Regions from separate parts of the Homo sapiens genome. Here region 1 is linked to region 2. Evidence: chromatin loops called from intact Hi-C (ENCODE). Cell type or tissue: gastrocnemius medialis. All regions are shown on one strand. Links, peaks and the distances in the headings refer to the core of each region. The heading gives the core; the rest is flanking DNA.

The links. A loop is a pair of places that touch in the nucleus more often than their neighbours do. Peaks named below come from ENCODE experiments on the same cell type or tissue, not always from the same donor. Only the 100,000 strongest peaks of a DNase experiment are listed, where the experiment ranks them.
Region 1: a loop joins it to region 2, with 6 times the contacts of the local background. A loop is called at or near these places in 11 of 110 quality-filtered maps.

What each region holds. Positions count from the first base shown.
Region 1 is chr20:23,195,756-23,204,535 of GRCh38, reverse strand. No RefSeq gene overlaps it. Among named protein-coding and RNA genes, the nearest start is that of LINC03125, 52 kb to the right of the region's middle. In gastrocnemius medialis, for the core only: a CTCF peak has its summit at 3,367 (motif pointing right); a DNase peak (open chromatin) is centred at 3,345; H3K27ac peaks cover 1,317 bases.
Region 2 is chr20:22,687,094-22,695,873 of GRCh38, reverse strand. LOC124904963 (a long non-coding RNA gene) reads right to left here. Exons shown (of 2, transcript XR_007067729.1): 2 at 4,164-4,410. Among named protein-coding and RNA genes, the nearest start is that of LINC01747, 6.1 kb to the right of the region's middle. RefSeq lists a silencer at 3,970-4,069. In gastrocnemius medialis, for the core only: a CTCF peak has its summit at 4,071 (motif pointing left); a DNase peak (open chromatin) is centred at 3,983; H3K4me3 peaks cover 386 bases.

The sequences.
Region 1 (8,780 bases), core at 217-8,216, 510 kb before region 2:
GGTAAACGAGGAGTCATCCATGCGTCTTATCCGAGCCACATGGGGAAGGGTAGGCTTCGGCAGTAAGCCATTTCCAGGAACAGGAGGGTGGGGGTTTTCTTACGTGTCCGTGTTTTCCAAGGTCTCAGGCTTAGGTAAAGTTGAACATTGCTGCTGCCTGTCATATGCCACCACTTTTGTTATTTGTCATTCCTGTCAATGTACAGTTTTCAACAAGTTAAAAAAGACTCATACAAATATAGAATGAACCCAAGTCAGATATTTCACTCAGCTCATCAGTGAAGAAATAAGATGATAAAGTTGATTCAGAAAGAAATAGAACAGGTTTTAGTCTACCAGAAAAGACTTCTTGAAGTGTTTGCTGACTTACAGGTAACACTGGTTGGTTAATGTCCTGCAGGGCAATAAAACTGTAATCTTTAGCATTATTTTCCTACAGGACAGAAATGATATGCATTTCTCCTAGACAAGTTCTCTAAAATATCATGTGATCTCAGTGTATAGCCTCAAATAATAGTAACTGGCAGGTCAAACACAGGTGCATTTCCCTAGATAATTAAATAATCCTTATGTGGCCTTAGTAAATATGGCCCCAGTATTGTAATAAAACATTGCGCCACCCACTTTGGGGCCTTATTTCCATATTTTAAATACTTTTTCTTAACATCCCTAAGAATTTATATAAGGCCTGATTATGAGTCGGCCTGTTGAAGGCATATTCAGGTCATAACCTTATTCCAGACAAGCATTCCAATCAGGAGAACAGAACTTAGGGGATGGTCTTTTTATAACCATTGGCAGGAGGGTAGTGATAATGTTTTGTTGTTTGGTATCCCAGGATTTTCCATTATTTTGGCAAACTTTAAAAGATTAAGAGGGAGGAAAAGAACCTGTTTCTATTAACATCACCCCACAGACCAAAAACAGTTTAGTAAGTTTCAAAACAAAAATATTTTCCTGAGGGATGAACAATGCAAGCTACCAGCAACCTAGTGTGTCAAGGCTCTGCTGCAAAGTGTTGCCAAACAGCTATTATTAGTTCTTCCAGACCCAGAGCCCTTGTTTGCACGCCCAGATGAGGCCACATTTCCTAAAACCATCAAAACCTGCTTTAATTAGCCTGTTAATAGAAACTTGTTGTGAGCCCAGTTACTCCTTGCATCCAATCTTTGCCTCCAATCTCAGTTAATTCAGTTGAACATCACGTATCAGGAGGAACCCAGTGATTCTGTTAATAAAAATAAGCTGACTTATCAAGGTTTTAACAATCAGAGTGAAAAACAGGAATCATTTAGTAATCCTTCCAGCTCAAATGTGAACAACATGATGTTTGTTCTCTGCAAACCCTTGGTGCTCTAAACAATTTAATTGCCCATGTTATTTATAGAGAAAGTGTTTTTTGGAAATGGATGCCAGATAAGCATGCTCCCCTGAGTAGCTGAGTTCAGCACTCCTCTAGGGATGGAGGATGTACACGCAGGGTTCCATTACCCAAAGAAGACCAGTGCAGCAAAGGTGAACCAAGAATGCAGGCTTTGCATGGTAACGGGACAGAGGAAGATGAGGTGGGTGGGGAGGGAGGAAGAGAGTGTTTTTAGCTGCATCTTTTGCTTGTTAATCCTCACTAGTGCATTATTTTTTTCTTCATGACACTGATCATTATCTGACATTCAATATATTTTGCTTTCTGTTTATTTGCTGTCTGTCTCTCCTTACCCCACCCTCCACCCCCAACTAGAATGTCACCTCCCTCCATCAGGGCACTTTTTTTTGTTAGAACCGTGCCTGACACATAGCAGGCACTGTTAAAGGTAGAATAAAACTGTAGAGATGGATGTCTTAAATGTAACATTTTATTTGGGATGTGAGAATTGCAATGCAAGGCATACATGTAGATGGGGTAGTCTTCAGTATGATGTCCAAAGACAAAGAGGAGGTAGGAGGCTTTATAAAAAGGTAAAATGTTAGATTTTTTTTCTAGAATGTTCTTTGACAAGAGTAAAGTTTTGGGGAGCTGGCAGGCTCTGCTTGGTGAGTGATGGCAGTGGGTAAAACTAGTCTTAGAGTCATGTCAGGGTGTTTTAGTAGCCATGAGATATAGGTTATAGGCAGTTTCCGCAGCCAGGCTTGCAGACAATTACATTTTTGGAGCAATGTTTTGTGCCCTGAGTGCATTCCCCTAGGCCTCTTGAGTCTGTTTAAGTCAGATGTGACAAGAATGATCCAATTTTTATGATCAACTCCCACAGCCTCAATACATACTGGCTGAATAATAATGATGAATGAGAAGAAAGGATGAGTGAAGCCAAGTGCTCAGGAGAGGAGCTTAGAGTGGCAGTCACCAGGAAATCACAGATGTCAGGGATGGACAGAAATCCTGGGGAAGCTGCGGGACTTGGGGTTTGAGTTGATATCTGGGCTGTACATTTAGGGAGCTGCTTTATTGAAAAGGGAAACTATTTATATGCCTAAGACCAGCACCCCCCAGTTCTCCCCACATGCATCCAGAGGCCTGTCCTGTCTTCTCTGTTCCACTCTGGTTAGAAGCCCACCGCTCACCCCTCTGTCTCCTACATCGGAGAGCCGGGAGCTCTCTGAAGTTCCACGCTGCTGTTACTTGGCCTTCATGCCTTCCCCTGCCTGTAGCAACCTTCCCCCCGCCTCATCTGCTTTAGAGGAACTCCTAAAGTTCAACTAAGGCTGAACTCTTTAAGCCTCCAAAGCCCGACTGGGAGTCACCCTTTGACCCCTCCTGAGCAGCTAGCACATCCCCTTCATGCTGACCTACAGTTTGTGTCTTTGTCTATTGTTACTACTCTGAGCTGGAACAGTTCCACCAAACTACTCAAGAAAACCCTGGATGCCACTTATTGAGCACCTGATCTGTTCTAAGTCCTTGAAATTCGGTCTCATTTGATTTTCAGAACAGCCCCAAGAGATAGCAGCTTATCATTCAACAGATGGAGAAAATGGAGTTCAAGGGAGATTGAAATTTACCTATGACAGTGACACAACTCACATGTAGCACAGTGGGATCAGAGGGTGTGTCTGACCCCAAAGACCATGCCAGTTAACAACACAACAGCACTAAGTTACACTTCCATCCATCTCGCCAACTGTTGGGATCATTGTCATAAAGAGCAGCCCCTATTCCATGATTCCATGGCTTCTTCCCCCACCTATTCTTGTCGGATGTTGGCTCTGTAAAATTCCCTCCAGAATTTCTGGCAGGTTTAGGAGGGAAGCTCACATGTGCTCATGGACTTGTCAAATTCCATGGGCTGTCACTGCTTCCTGCCACACCCCCACTGGGTAGACGGGGTCCCTGAGGCTGCTCCGAGCTCCCTGTGGCATGTCCGGGTTGGGTCCTGGCTGTCGGGTCCTTGCTCTCCACCAGGTGTCATGCTTCTCCTTCCAGGTGCTGTTCCGATACCCAGCCTGCCATCTCTGGAGGAAGCCCGCCACTCCTCAGCCTCCCTGGGAGGCCAGATCTCAAACTGTGATTGCTACACCCTAATGATTTATAGTAAAGCAGCCTTTTCTCTTCTATCACCTTGCTGCAGACATCCATAGGGCTTAGACATGAATCACTGGGGGCTGTACTGGACCATCCCAGTGTTGATGTTGTGTTGAACTGGGAGCTCCTTTCCCCTCCAATGGCTGAGGTTTGGTCCCTGAGTATGTTCATGGGGACCAGATGCCCTGCCCTTGAGAACGGCCCCCATTGTGCACCTGGCTGCTCGGACTTACATCATCGTGGCTTCAGTGCACGGCAGAAGGGGCTTTTCACTGTGTACGTCGGTATCGGGTAGATTTCTATCATGGGGTGGCTGGCCTGGCCACCAAATTCCACAGCCTCAAGCGCAGCCACCACTGCGCACTTACTCCACCCTGTTGCCCTGCACGCGGCTGTGGACCAGTCCTCCCATCATCTTAGTACGTTGCACAGCACCATCCTCACCACACATTTGCTGAGCAGAAGTGTGAATGAAGGCAGAAGTGTGAATGAAGGCAGAAGTGTGAATGAAAGCAGAAGTGTGAATGAAGACGTCTAAATTGCATGCCTGGTAGTTTTTTTTACTGGGTCTAAAATTGAGGTTTATTTTACTTTCAATGTGTTTTTTATTTAAAAAAAGATTCTGCTCAATTTTTCTGTGAAACTAAAACTCCTCTAAAATAGTCTATAAAAATGTAGAGATTGTGTGTAGATGATGAATTAAAAACAAACAAACAAACCGGTGCTTTGCTGAGCTGCTCTGCAGTCTAAGCAGAGGTCATAACATGGCTACAGGTTTCACTCCAACAAATACAAACAAGCAAAAACATCAATTTGTTAGTCAATCAATAACCATTCAATCAGGGGTTCACCCAGAACCTTTGGGGTTGGGTCCTGGGACTGTACAAACCTCATGTGGTCACACAACTGTCTATATCAAAAGGAACATACATTTATTTTCAATTGATTTCTAACTTAATTGCAGAGTGATCAGAGAGCATAGGAAACCTGTTCTTTGGTGTTTGTGAAGCTCTGCTCTGGGGCCTCACAGGTAGTCCATTTGTATTAGACTTCTGGGCTGGCTTTGAGGAAGCAGACAAGGTATCCCAATGCTCTCAGGTTGTTGTTTGGAAACTCACACCTTTCTCTGGGACTCCTTGCCCACGGAGATCCTCAGCATCCTCCCCTCTCGTATTCCCTTTCCCCTTGCAAGCACAACCTTGGGAAGGACTCAGCTTGCAGGTCATGCATAGCTTCTTTGAAGTCATATGGTAGACAGAGTTATCCCCAGATCAAACTGCTGTGAAGAAAACCATTATCAAGACAAAATTTAAAATGCCCCGGTGGGGCTGTCGGTGTCCTGTGCCATGCTGGATTGAGAAGCAGCCTGCTTGGAATTGTCAGCCCAGTTGGGTGGCAGTGGTCTGGTAGGTAAGAACAGTTGTTGTAAATTCCTGGGGTTTGTGCTGCTTCTTACTCTTCACAAAGCATTCTGCATTCATCTGCTTCTTGGTTCCTCATGACAAGTCTGTGAAGTCTGCATTATCTTGCCTTAGGAATCAGGGATTTCCACCCCTGTGGCCTCTGTTCCATTCACCAGCATCCTTCTGTGACCCAGATGTAAAAGTATCACACAGAGGTGCAAGAGATCGGGGTTCTGATCACAGGCTGCATGTTAAACTTCCTGCCTGACCCTGGGTAAGTCTTTTACAGATTTTTCTTCTTCATCTGAAAATTGCAGCGGTTGGATCAAATCCATGATTTTTCAGATGAAATCTTCTTCACATATAAAATAAACGGCTTTGACTGAAGGAGGAATGGGCCTGGAGTCCTCTCTGTCTTCCCTCTGGCCTCCCTGTCTTCTGTAAAATCCTCTCAGCCACTGCTATAACCCCTAGGGCTCACTGGAAATGTTGACCTCATGATATGTAGGTGTTTGTTTACCTTAGCATTATGTGACATTTTATTTATCTGTAAAAGCAAAAAGATTGGATTCAGTTGTCTCCAAGGATGAGCTGTGATTTAACCCCAGGTTTGCAGGGATGAATGAATGATCTGCCACCTCTTGCTGATTAAAGGCTTTATCTTCTCCATCCAGTGGAAGCAGTTTCCTGCATGGGAACTAAGAGAGGTCACATATGGGTGGTGAGCTTTTTTGAACATTGGGGCTGCCTCCTCTGGTTCTTGGGGAGATTCTGCTTCCTGCAGCATCAACTTAGAGATAGCTTTGCTTTCATGCCACAGATCCTCTCCTCGGGTACCAAGCAGAGATAGAGTTCCCCATGAGGAGATCCCGTTACATGCTTGGCCACACATTTCTTTTGAAATGTCGCTGGGGAAGAAAAGCTCTCACCAAAATTACTTCCTTTCCTTAGGAAAGATTGTTTTTAATCATAATTTAAAGATTCATGGGCAGAACTCTGTTTCTGTGCAAGATGGAGTAACAGGGACTGGATTTATATTCCCACCTGAAAACAAAACAAAACAAAACAAAACCAAAAAGCTAGACCAAATACATAAAATGACAGTTTCAAGACAAGGAGCATCAGGCAATGGAGGACAGGGAGCCCTGAGAGACAGGGAAGAAATGAGGCAACTCATATGATTGCCCCAGTTACTGCTTTGAGAGTTTCCAGGCAAGAGTAAGGACAGTCTGTTTAACAAATGGCACTGGAAAGGTGGGTTTTTGTTTACCTTAGCATTATGTGACACTTTATTTCTCTGTAAAAGCAAAAAGAATACATACAAGGAAGGAGAAGCCAGCTGGAGCCTGGCAGACTCTGAGTTGAAGACACAGAGTGGAGAGTCCAGGGAGAACCCACTGACTAGAACTGATAGGATGAGTACCAAAGAGGAGACACGTGCATGGAGACAGTGGGCAAGAGAGCTCTGAAGATATGCCGAGGGTCCCCCTCAAATATTCAGCAAATTGTTAATGGGTTCTGTTGAAGGCTGGGGAAAGAAGCATCTGAAAGATTTAGATTGAGCAATGCCCCAAGCTTACTCAGAGCTGTGAATAGTGCCTGTTCTTACCAAGATGGAAAAATCCCATAAAGTTAATTGGTATATATTTTTTGGAGAAATGTCTGCTCAAGTCCTTTGCTAATGTTTTAATCCGGTTGTTTTCGTTTTCATTTTTTTCAGTTGTGAAATCTGTAGAAATTCTGGCTATTAATCTCTTATTGGATATATGGATTTGCAAATATTTTCTTCCATTTTGTGGATTGCTTTTACTCTGTTGACAGTGTCCTTTGGTGCACAACATTTTTAAATTTTGAAGTATTCCAATTTATCGATTTTTTCTTTTGTCGTTTGTGCTTTTACTGCTATATCCATAAATCATTGCCAAATCCAATGATGTGAAGGTTTCCTCTATGTTTTCTTCTAAGAGTTTTATAGTTTTAGTAATTACATTTAGGTCTTTAATCCATTTTGAGTTAATTTTTGTATATAGTTAAGGTAGGGGTTCAACTTCGTTCTTTTACATGTGAATATTGTGTTTTTCCAGTGCCATTTGTTAAAAAGACTGTCCTTACCCTTGTTGAATGGTTTTGGTACCCTCATTCAAAATTATTTGACCATATATGTGAGAATTTAAACCTGAACTCTGTATTCTATCCCATTATTCTGTATGTCTGTCTTTATGTAAGTACAATGTTTTGATTACTGTAGTTTGTTTTTTCAACTTTTATTTTAGATTCAGGGGTACATGTACAGATTTTTTACCTGGTTCTATTGTGTGATGCTGAGGTTTGGGGTATGGTAAATGATCCCATCACCCAGGTACTGAGAATAGCACTCATAAGTTACTTTCTTAACCCGTACCCACCTCTCCCCTTTCTCTAGTAGTCCCCAGTGTCTATTGTTGCTGTCTTTATATCCATGAGGTCCTGATATTTACATCCCACTTATAAATGAAAACATGCAGTATTTGGTTTTCAGTGTCTGTGTTAATTTACTTAGGATAATGGCCTCCAGCTGCATCCATATTGCTGCAAAGGACATGATTTCATTCTTTTTACTGGCTGTGTAGTATTCTATGATGTATATGTACCATATTTTCTTTATCCAATCCACTGTTGATTGGAACCTAGGTTGATTCTATATCTTTGCTCTTGTGCATAGTGCTCCAATGAACAAGTGTGTGTGTGTGTGTGTGTGTGTGTGCGTGTGTCTCTTATTGGTGGAACAATTAGCTTTCTTTTGGGTATATACCCAGTAATGGGATTGCTGGGTCCAATGGCAGTTCTATTTTAAGTTCTTTGAGAAATCTCTAGACTGCTTTCCACAGTGGCTGAACTAATTGACATCCCCACCAACAGTGTATAGGTGCTCCCTTTTCTCTGTAGCCTCACCAGCATCTGATATTTTTTTTGACTTTTTTTTTTTTAGAAAGAGTTTTGCTCTGTTGCCCAGGCTGGCATGCAGTGGCACAATCTCAGCTTACTGCAGCCTCTGCCTCCCAGGTTCAAATGATTCTCGTGCCTCAGCCTCTCTGGTGGCTGAGAGATTACAGATGCCTGCCACCAGCCCTGGCTAATTTTTGTATTTTTAGTAGAGACAGGGTTTCACCATGTTGGCCAGGCTGCTCTTTAACTCCTGGCCTCAGGTGATCCACCCATCTTGGCATCTCAAAGTGTTGGGATTATAGGCGTGAGCCACCTTGCCCAGTGTTTTTTGACTTTTTAACAAAAGTCATTCTGACTGGTGTGAGATAGTATCTCATTATGGTTTGATTTCCATTTCTCTGATTATTAGTGACAATGACCATCTTTTTCATATGTTTATTGGCTGCTTATATGTCTTTGTTTAAAATTTGCCTGTTCATGTTTTTTGCCCACCTCTTAATGGGGTCTTTTTTTGCTTGTTCAATTGCTTAAATTCTTTATAGATTCTAGATACTAGACCTTTGTCAGATGCATAGTTTGTGAATATATCCTCCCACTGTGGAGGCTGTCTGTTGACAGTTTCTTTTGCTATGCAGAAGTTCTTTAGTTTAATTAGGTCCCACTTGTCATTTTTTGTTTTTGTTGCAATTGCTTTTGAGGACTTAGTCACAAATTCTTTCCCAAGGCCGATGTCCAAAATGGTGTTTCCTAGGTTTTCTTCTAGGATTCTTCTAGTTTGAGGTCTTACATGTACATCTTCTCTCCATCTTGAGTTGGTGACTGTATATGGTGAAAGGTAGAGGTCCTGATTACTGCAGTTTTGTAGTAAGTTTTGAAATCAAGAAGTGAAAGACTTTCAGTTTTGTTCCTCTTTTTAAAGATTGCTCTGGTTATTT
Region 2 (8,780 bases), core at 552-8,551:
TTGCAGGATTGCTGGCCTTAGAATTCTAGAGAAAGTAAACTAGAAATATGGTCAGAAAGGGAAGTCCTTAAAAGTAAGATAGTAGCAGAGCTGTAGTTATTGCTAATGACATCTCAAATCAATGATAAAAGTGAGTGGAGGATAGGATGGGTGAAGAATCAGGGTTCAATAACTGAGAGGCCAGGTTCTACAAAGAATCATGTGTGCACACACTGAAACTATTAAGAATGAAGATAGATGCAATATTGGAGAGAATGACAGCAAGCCAGGATCATTAATCATCTAGAACAGCATCATCCATTACAACAGTCATTAGCTGTGCATGGCTATTTCCATTTTAATTTTTAAACTTTAACTGCTGTTAAATAAAGTTTAAAAAAATACGTCCTTAGTTGCAGCAGCTAGATTTCAAGTGCTCAGTAGCCACACGAGGCAGGTGGCTATCATTTTGCACAAGCAGTTATGGAATCTTTCTATCATGGCACGAAGTTCTATTGAACAGCGCTGGCCTGCGTTTGGGGAAATAAGTTGGAAGAGGACAGAAAGGCAGCAGCAACTGAGGATACCCTCTTTGGGATCAGTGTGGGCCAGAGGCTTGGGCCTAAAAACCAAAAAATCCTCTCCTTTTCTCCTCCTGTTGCCTATCTAGTCCCCACAGCAGCAAGAAATGAAGCTGGAGGTCAGATGTGGTCAATCCAGAAATAGCTCCCTTCTTGAATATGTTGGTGGGGTTATCCCAGCCTGAACCTTTCATTTATTTTGAGCTTGAGCTGCCTTAGACTGTGCCATTTTTAATGGAATATTTCTTGGGCTTCATATCTTTAAGCATCTCAATTGCTCTATATTTCTGGTGCACTTTTGAACCAGATTCGCTCTCTCCCAGTTTAGGAAGGAGTGAGTGTTAAACAGTCCTGGCTTTATTGGCAGGGCTAAGGCACCCTGCACTCTGCACCGTGGGCATTATGATGACATAAAGACTATGAAGTTAAAACCCAGAGTGGCTTCCATCCAAGATCCTTGTGAAACGATGGTGCTATGAGGGAACCAAAGATTGAGCAATTTGAACAATTGAAATTAGACTGAACAATTTAACGCAGGAGTTAATTTTCTTAAATGAAAGAAGAGAGGATAAATTTGGAATTGTTTTGCAAAGAAAAGACAGGCCATGGTTACTGTCAGAGATAGGAATCCAACATGGAGCCTCACTCCTTGGAGCTGAGACTGGCTGAGCAGAAGGACCAGAACCCCCAGCCTCTGCTTACAGCTCCCCTAGCATCCTTCTCTCGGGTTCTGTGGACCACCCCCAAATATGACCTCTGAGGAGCAGACCTTGGCTCAAGGAATGCTTTGAGTTCCCCAAGAAATAGAAGTTTTAAAAAATATTATGTTAAATATTTTGTTTTAAAAAAAACAACATAGAAGCTGCCCCTTGTCCTCAGAGATGGCACGAACTTTAGTTCTATACATGAGAACTACAACTTGGGGAGGTGGAAGTGCTTCCTGGGTCCAGGAACCAAGAAATAGGGCACAAGCAGAATTGAGCTAGTTGGGTTAGTACCCCAGGCAAGAACAGGGTTATGAGGATATCTGGGTAAAATATGGGACATCTGACCCCCAGAACACGCTGGACAACACAACCAACACTGAGGCTGACTTTACTAAGCTGGGAGCTGCTGACTGATCTTCTCGTGGCCTGGGATGGGTGCTCCCAGTGCCTGGGGAAGAGCCAGTCCTGAGTATGGCAGCTCAGCAGGTGGATGAGGTAAGTGTGGGGACCAGTAGACCTTCCTTTCAGACAGAGAGGTAGATGGATAAACTCCAGGGAGGGGTGCCTGCCTGAATAAAAATATGAAACCTGGAATGGGTAAGAAATTAGCTTAGGTTCACACGGAATCAACCCAAATGCCCATCAATGATAGAATGGATTAAAAAATGTGGTGCATATACACCATGGAATATTATGCAGCCATAAAGAGGAAAGAGGTCATGTCCTTTGCAGGGATGTGGATGGAGCTAGAAGCCATCATCCTCAGCAAACTAACACAAGAACAGAAAACCACACACTGCATGTTCTCACCCATAAGTGGGAGCTGCCTCTCTACCCTGAATGCAAGAGACCCTCATAGTTAGACAATATCATTGCCCCTATTCAGCCTGAAGAAGTTACAGAAGATGGATCTTTGTCCCTCTGCAACCCTTAGGATTAAGGGCTCTCTTATAAAAGGGAATGTTAGAGGCATGTGAACCAGAGCAACTTCATCTTAAACAGGAGCTGGGTAATATGAAGCTGAAACCTACAGGGCTGCATTCCCAGACGGTTAAGGAATTCTAAGTCACAGGATTAGACAGGAGGTCGGCACAAAATACAGATCATAAAGACCTTGCTTATTAAAAAAAAAAAAGAAAAAAGAAAAAAAATTAGCCAGCCAAAACCCACCAAAACCAAGATGGCGACGAGAGTGACCTCTGGCCATCCTCACTGCTACACTCCAACCAGCGCCATGACAGTTTACATATGCCATGGCAATGTCAGGAAGTTACCCTATATGGTCTAAAAAGGGGAGGCATAAATAATCCACCCCTTGTTTAGCAGATAATCAAGAAATAACCATAAAAATAGGCAACCAGTAGCTCTAGGGGTTGCTCTGTTTACGGAGTAGCCATTCCTTTATTCCTTTACATTTTTTTTTTTTTTTTGAGTCTCACTCTGTCACCCAGGCTGGAGTGCAGTGGCATGATCTAGGCTCACTGCAACCTCGCCTCCTGGGGTCAAACAATGCTCTGCCTCAGCCTCCCGAGTAGCTGGAATTACAGGCGACTGCCACCACGCCCAGCTAATTTTTTTTTCTTTTCTTTTTTTTTTTTTTTTTTGTACTTTTAGTAGAGACGGGGTTTTGTTTCCATGTTAGCCAGGCTGCTCTTAAACTCCTGACCTCGTGATCCACCCCCCTCAGCCTCCCAAAGTGCTGGGGTTACAGGCGTAAGCCACTGTGCCTGGCCTAGTTTCTTAATAACCTTGCTTTCACTTTGCAAAAAAATAAATAATAATAATAAATGGGAGCTGAACAATGAGAACACATGAACACAGGGAGGGGAACAACACACACTGGGGCCTGTCGTGGGGCAGGGGTAGAGACAGCATCAGGATAACTAGCTAATGAATGCAGTGCTAAATACCTAGGTGATGGGTTGATAGGTGCAGTAAACAACCATGGCACGTTTACCTACGTAACAAACCTGCACATCCTGCACATGTATCCCGGAACTTATAATAAAATTTAAAAAAATAAAATAGCTTGGGTTCATCGGTGGTTTCTACAAGGAACCAGAGTCCCACTGTCTTTGCGTGGATCACTTACTAACCTTGATACTCAGAGCTAGGGCAACAGCATCTTTAGAAACAAAAAACAAGGAAAATGGCTCAAAATGTGATTCACTTTTTTTTCCCAGGCCCTCTTTCCTCTCCAAGTGCTTGCATTTTGCCTCCATCTTTTCTCTTCCCCATTGTTGGATATTTTCACCGTGCTCATCTCAGCACTGATGGAGAGAGGAAGGAAGAAGGGCTGTCTGGCCATGCCCAGCCATCCCCACCGGGAGAGGATGCCCAAGGAGGAAGCTTCCAGGCAAGCTTTCTGGGAGCTGGAGGAGTTAGAAGATGAGGTTCTTCATCTTCATATGTTCCCTGCAGGCTCAAGGTACTGCTCGCTGCTTGCAGGAGGGACAGGGAAGCCTGAACACCACGATAACCCCAATTGGGGTTATCCGGCAGCTGCCCCACACCCTGGACATGCCGACAAGGAAAAGAAACACCGGGAATGTGTCTCCCCTTAGTCCTGCCTCTGACCTAACCTGCTGTTGGTCAGAGTTAGAGGCTGTGCACATAACCAGCTTCTCCATCAGGCCTGAGCTGGGGGTCGCTTGAGACTTTATCCAGCTCATTGCTCGCGCCTTGGCGGAGCCGGCCATTGTTAGCTCTGCCAGGGCCTCCGGCTGAGGCCGAGCCGGTAGGGAGCTTGTGCCTGTGCGGCCGAATGAACCCTGAAACGGCACCCTCTGCTGCCCTCTACTGTCAAATCGGCTTAATTGCAGACGGCCTAAGCGGCTGCTTCAAAAGGGAACTAGAAGAGGGTCCTACATTCAGACACGATTTTGCTTCCACCTGCTTTTATGAATTTTGCATCATTTTATTGGCATAGATAACCTAAATGAAAACATTTTACTTAAGCAAACCTCAATGACATTCCCTAGGACCCAGGGTTTGCCTTTGACCTAGGGCACAAACGTCTTCCTTCTCAGTGTCTGGCAGAGGGTCTAGCAGCAGCAGGCCTGGCTGATGGTGCGCTGTGAAGCTTTCGCTGATGTGCTTAGTAAGTGCCGGGGCACACATTCTCATTTAAAGCGCCTGCAAATCTGTGCAATAGAAAAACACATCCAGTAGCCAGAAAACGTGTGAGCCCTGATCTGAACTTAGGTCTCCTTCGAGGGCTTCCAGTTTTTTTGTGCAGAGTCGCTGGACTCATCTGGAACGCTACTTGATTAAAGTTTGGGAATTTCTGATCCTCCCAGAAAGCAGATCAACCACCAACTAAGGCTTCAGGCTCTATGGACCACAGGCACCACCGCTTCCTCCTTAACAGCTGGTGGGTGGCTAGGCAGACCCACTCCACCACACTTATGTGGGACCACCAGCCTGGCATTTGGTTGCTTGGCCCAAATATCAGGGCTTGTTCCATCCACAAAGACACACTGCAGCCCTGCTACATGCCAGGCACTTCTCTGGGAGCAGGGATGGGACAGCAGTCAGAGACGCGAACTCTACCCCCTAGGGTGCTGGCAGCTTTTTCGCCAGCTCTTCAGATGCTTCCGTATGGTGGAACCACATAGCGCTCAGACAGCTTGGCCGTCAGGTGGTTTATCTATAGCCCTAAAGAGAAAAACACACCCATTGTCCACAGAGCTCACTACAGACAGTCCAGGAAGTGCTCCCTGGCATGCCTGCTTTCTGGGCAGTTTGCACAGTTGATCCCGTTCCCCTCAGGTGGAGAAGCTTCAGGGTCTAGGGGAATGAGGCAGAGCAACAGTGGAAGGTCAGGGGACAGTGAAGTGGGGTCACTCCCAGGTGCTGAGCTCTGGCAGCCACTGGCACCAGAAGGACAGACAGTAAAATAAGTGATATTTCCCAAGCATACAGAGAGTTATTAATTAGAGTTAGCTATTTACCAGCTAAGTGCTGAAAGGGTCCATGGTAATTAAAAGAGCTAATCAGATTTTCAAAGGGCACCAACACCATGTAAACATAAGGGGATTCTACGTGCTGTTCTCGGCATGTCATTTGAAGCTGTTGGGGTGAGGGGTTGTGGCTGTTGACTCTTCTAGTAGAGAAAGCACCACCCTGTTGGCTGCTCACCCCTAGAGAAGGATGGAGGGACCTAGAATTAATGCCAGGGCCTCCCAACAGGTGCTGCACACACATTTGCACTGTTGTTTGTAAGTATATACAGCTCTTCTGGCTTCTGATTTTGTTTTAGCTTTAATTATCCAAAGTGCTACTAAGTTAATATCAATGTTTTTCTATTGCCTTTTTCTCTATCAGTGGTTACGAAACATGTGTCCATCACGTGTTGTTTGCCTTTAGATCCATTTCACAACCGCCCCCTGCAAACGCTGTTTTCCAGGCTCTCTTGCCTACTGGCTTCCATTTAGGTTCATCCAACGGGAAGTGATGTCAAGAGATGGAGGTGAGAGGAAGAGGGAAGTGAGAGCATTTCTCTCCTCACCCTGACCCTTCACCTCTGATTGGAGTCCCTGGTGGGAGCGGCCCCTCCTGGACCGGCTGGGTGTCAACTCCAGCTCTAGCCAGGTGACCCTTCCTTAGACCCGGTTGCCACTGCGAGACTCAACTCCAAGTTCTATCTTGGCTTCTCCAGATTTAATCTTAAGAGCAGCTGCAGCTAATTTCTGAGGTTTGAAAATAACAGTAATTCACATAAGCAGGTTAATGAAATACAGGAAATGTATCACTTTGTAAATTCTTACAGTGTCCTATTTTAGGATCCCTGGAAGCAGAATCTGAAACAAGTCTTTGTGTGAAGATTTATTAGAAAGTGTTCCCAGAACAACAACAACAAAAAGAGGCAAGACAGTGGAAAGGTGGGACTGGGGAGTGAAAAAAGTGAGCCAGGAACCACGTGGGTGCTTCTGGCTTCCTCCTGCTAGGGAGTTCTGAGACAGAGTCAGGGCTGGTCACACCCCAGAGAGGCCGCACTGGCGATGAAGGAGCTGGAATATTCATATTCTGCAAGTAGTAAAGGGTTAACCTTGCCCAAAGAAAGGTGTGGCCCTGGCACAGCTCCTGGAAGGCAGCCTCTAAGTCCTTTAATCTCTAATGTCCTGTCTGATAAGTGTCTGTTTACCGAGGCCTTAGGCCACACCAGGTAGTTGATGCTAAGGATAGGATTCACAGTGGAGGTCTTGTATCAGCTTGATCTGTCAAGGGGCTGGAGACCAGGTCAGCCATGTAGATTGTCCATCATGTTTACGTGACCAAGCCTTCAATAAAAACCCTGGACGCCAAGGCTCAGGTCAGTGTCCCTGGTCAGCAATATTCCATGCATGCTGCCCCATGTCATTACTGGGAGAACTAAGCACTGCTGCAGAGCCCCACTAGGAGAGGACACTGGAGCACCACAGCTAGAGCTCTCCTGGGACCCACCCTAGGTGCATCTTCCCACTGCTGACTTCGACTTGCTGTGTAGTGTTGGAACCATGTGTAGTAAGAGGTAATCGTGAATCTGGTGACCTTTCTGGTTCCTATGAGTTCTCTTGAATCATTGAACCTGAGGGATGTCTTGCGTCCCTTGCATCCACCCATCACTGGGTAAGGACTGTCTCAGGCCCCCATGCAAGCAGGGTGAGCACAAGGGCTCCAGCAGCCTTGGGACAGCTGCTCACAGAGAGAAGCTGGCACTGGCTGTGGGGGTCATAGCGGCACCCAGGAACAGCATGCACAGATGGGGAAAGGTACCCCAGGGATGCATGGGGCACTGACAGGGCTGGAGGTCAATGTGAGGGCTTCAGTTCCCAAAGCCCCTGTTCTTCCCAGCATCTGGGTGTGGTATCAAGAATTACTTTGGCAAACTGATATGAAGATATTGGTAAACACGAGAACATCTCTCATCATTAATGAGTCATCATATGCTGTTACATAATCAGGCCCCAACCCCTCCGACCAGTGGTTAGAAGCAGAACAAGCTGTTGTGAACTATACATCTAATGCTAATTAGTATGGCTTTAGAGCAGTGCTTCTAGGGCTGCAGCAAGCCCTGGAGTCCCCTGGAGGGCTGTGGGCACACAAGGGTGGAGCCCACCCTCTGAGTCTCTGATTTAGCAGGTCTGGGGAAGGACCTGAGCATTTGCACTTCCAGCTCCTGGGTGACGCTGCTGACAGCCCAGCACACGCTTGGAGAAGACAACTTTAAAGGTGCAGCCATGGGGCGAGCTTGCCAGGGGCCAGTTCTCCATTCTGGTGAGGAAGACGGTGAGCAAAGGGTAACAGGGAAGGTAAATGGCCAAGAGGGCAGGAAGGGCTAGAGGTGGACATGGGTAGGGACACGAGTAGAGGACAAAATGCCCACGTCTCCAACTCCCCAGGGGAACAATTCCCAGGTGTGGTCCACGTGGTTTCTTAGACTTTGGCAGGCCTAAGCCCCCATGCCCACACAGGCTTTTTCCACAGAAGTGGATCTTGATGTGGCACAAAGAGGAAGTGCTGCTAAGAAAAAGGGAATTGAGTTCTGCTTGGTGTGGATCCTCCCAAAGTGGATCCAGAGACAAGGGCTTGGGTGCAGGCAGCTTATGTGGAAGGTGGTCCCAGGAAGCACAAATGAGGGAGTAGGGAAGTGAATGGAGGAGGCAAGGAAAAAGATAATGGAGGCGTCAAGGGCAGGTTACCCGTGTGAGCATCCAAACTCAATTCTCTGGGCTGGGGGTCTTGCCTGTGCTCCCCTTTCTAGGTAAGTACATTCACAGTGAAGCAGGCTCCTGTGATGGGGAAGCCCTCAGGCAGAGACAAGGGCTTGAATGGGAAGTTGTCAATTTACAGCAATCTGCCCCTCATGGCTGAAGATGAACACAGGTAGGCTGAGGGGATACAGGATGGGGCACCAACAATTTATCTGAGGGGTTTGATCAACATGTCATAAAGTGAAAAGAATCATGTCTGTTTTGCAATGAGATGCTTGTCACCCTTGAAGCACTGACAGAAGAGGGTGCCCACTGCCACCCAGACAGTGACTGCCCAGGATTCTGATGCAGAGAAAATCACATGCTTAACAGCAGAGAAATGCCACCTACCATTTAAAACAGGCCCTGACCCCATTCAGGAGGATGAGTAACAGTGAGCGAGGGCACATCCACTGCAAGAAGATGAATTCACAAACTCTAACACCCATGTCCCCTTGCCCAAAATTTAGCTCCAAAAATGATAAAGAAACACATTATTTTAAAACCACCTTACGTTTGACCTTGTCGTGAGTTCAAACTATGCAAACAAGTAAAGGAAATCATTGCAGATTGGGATACACGATGTGAAACAAATAAACAGGACAACATGATAGAAAGTAAAGTAAATTGCAGTGAGGGTGGGGTGAGTGGGTGCATTAGCTATGATTTTCAATGAGAGCCTCTGATAAAGTAACATTTGCTTTTTGTTCCCATGTTACCTGAGAGGGCAACAGAAAGTTTGAGGGATGAGAAAGTGGCAGCCACATGGAGCTCCAGGG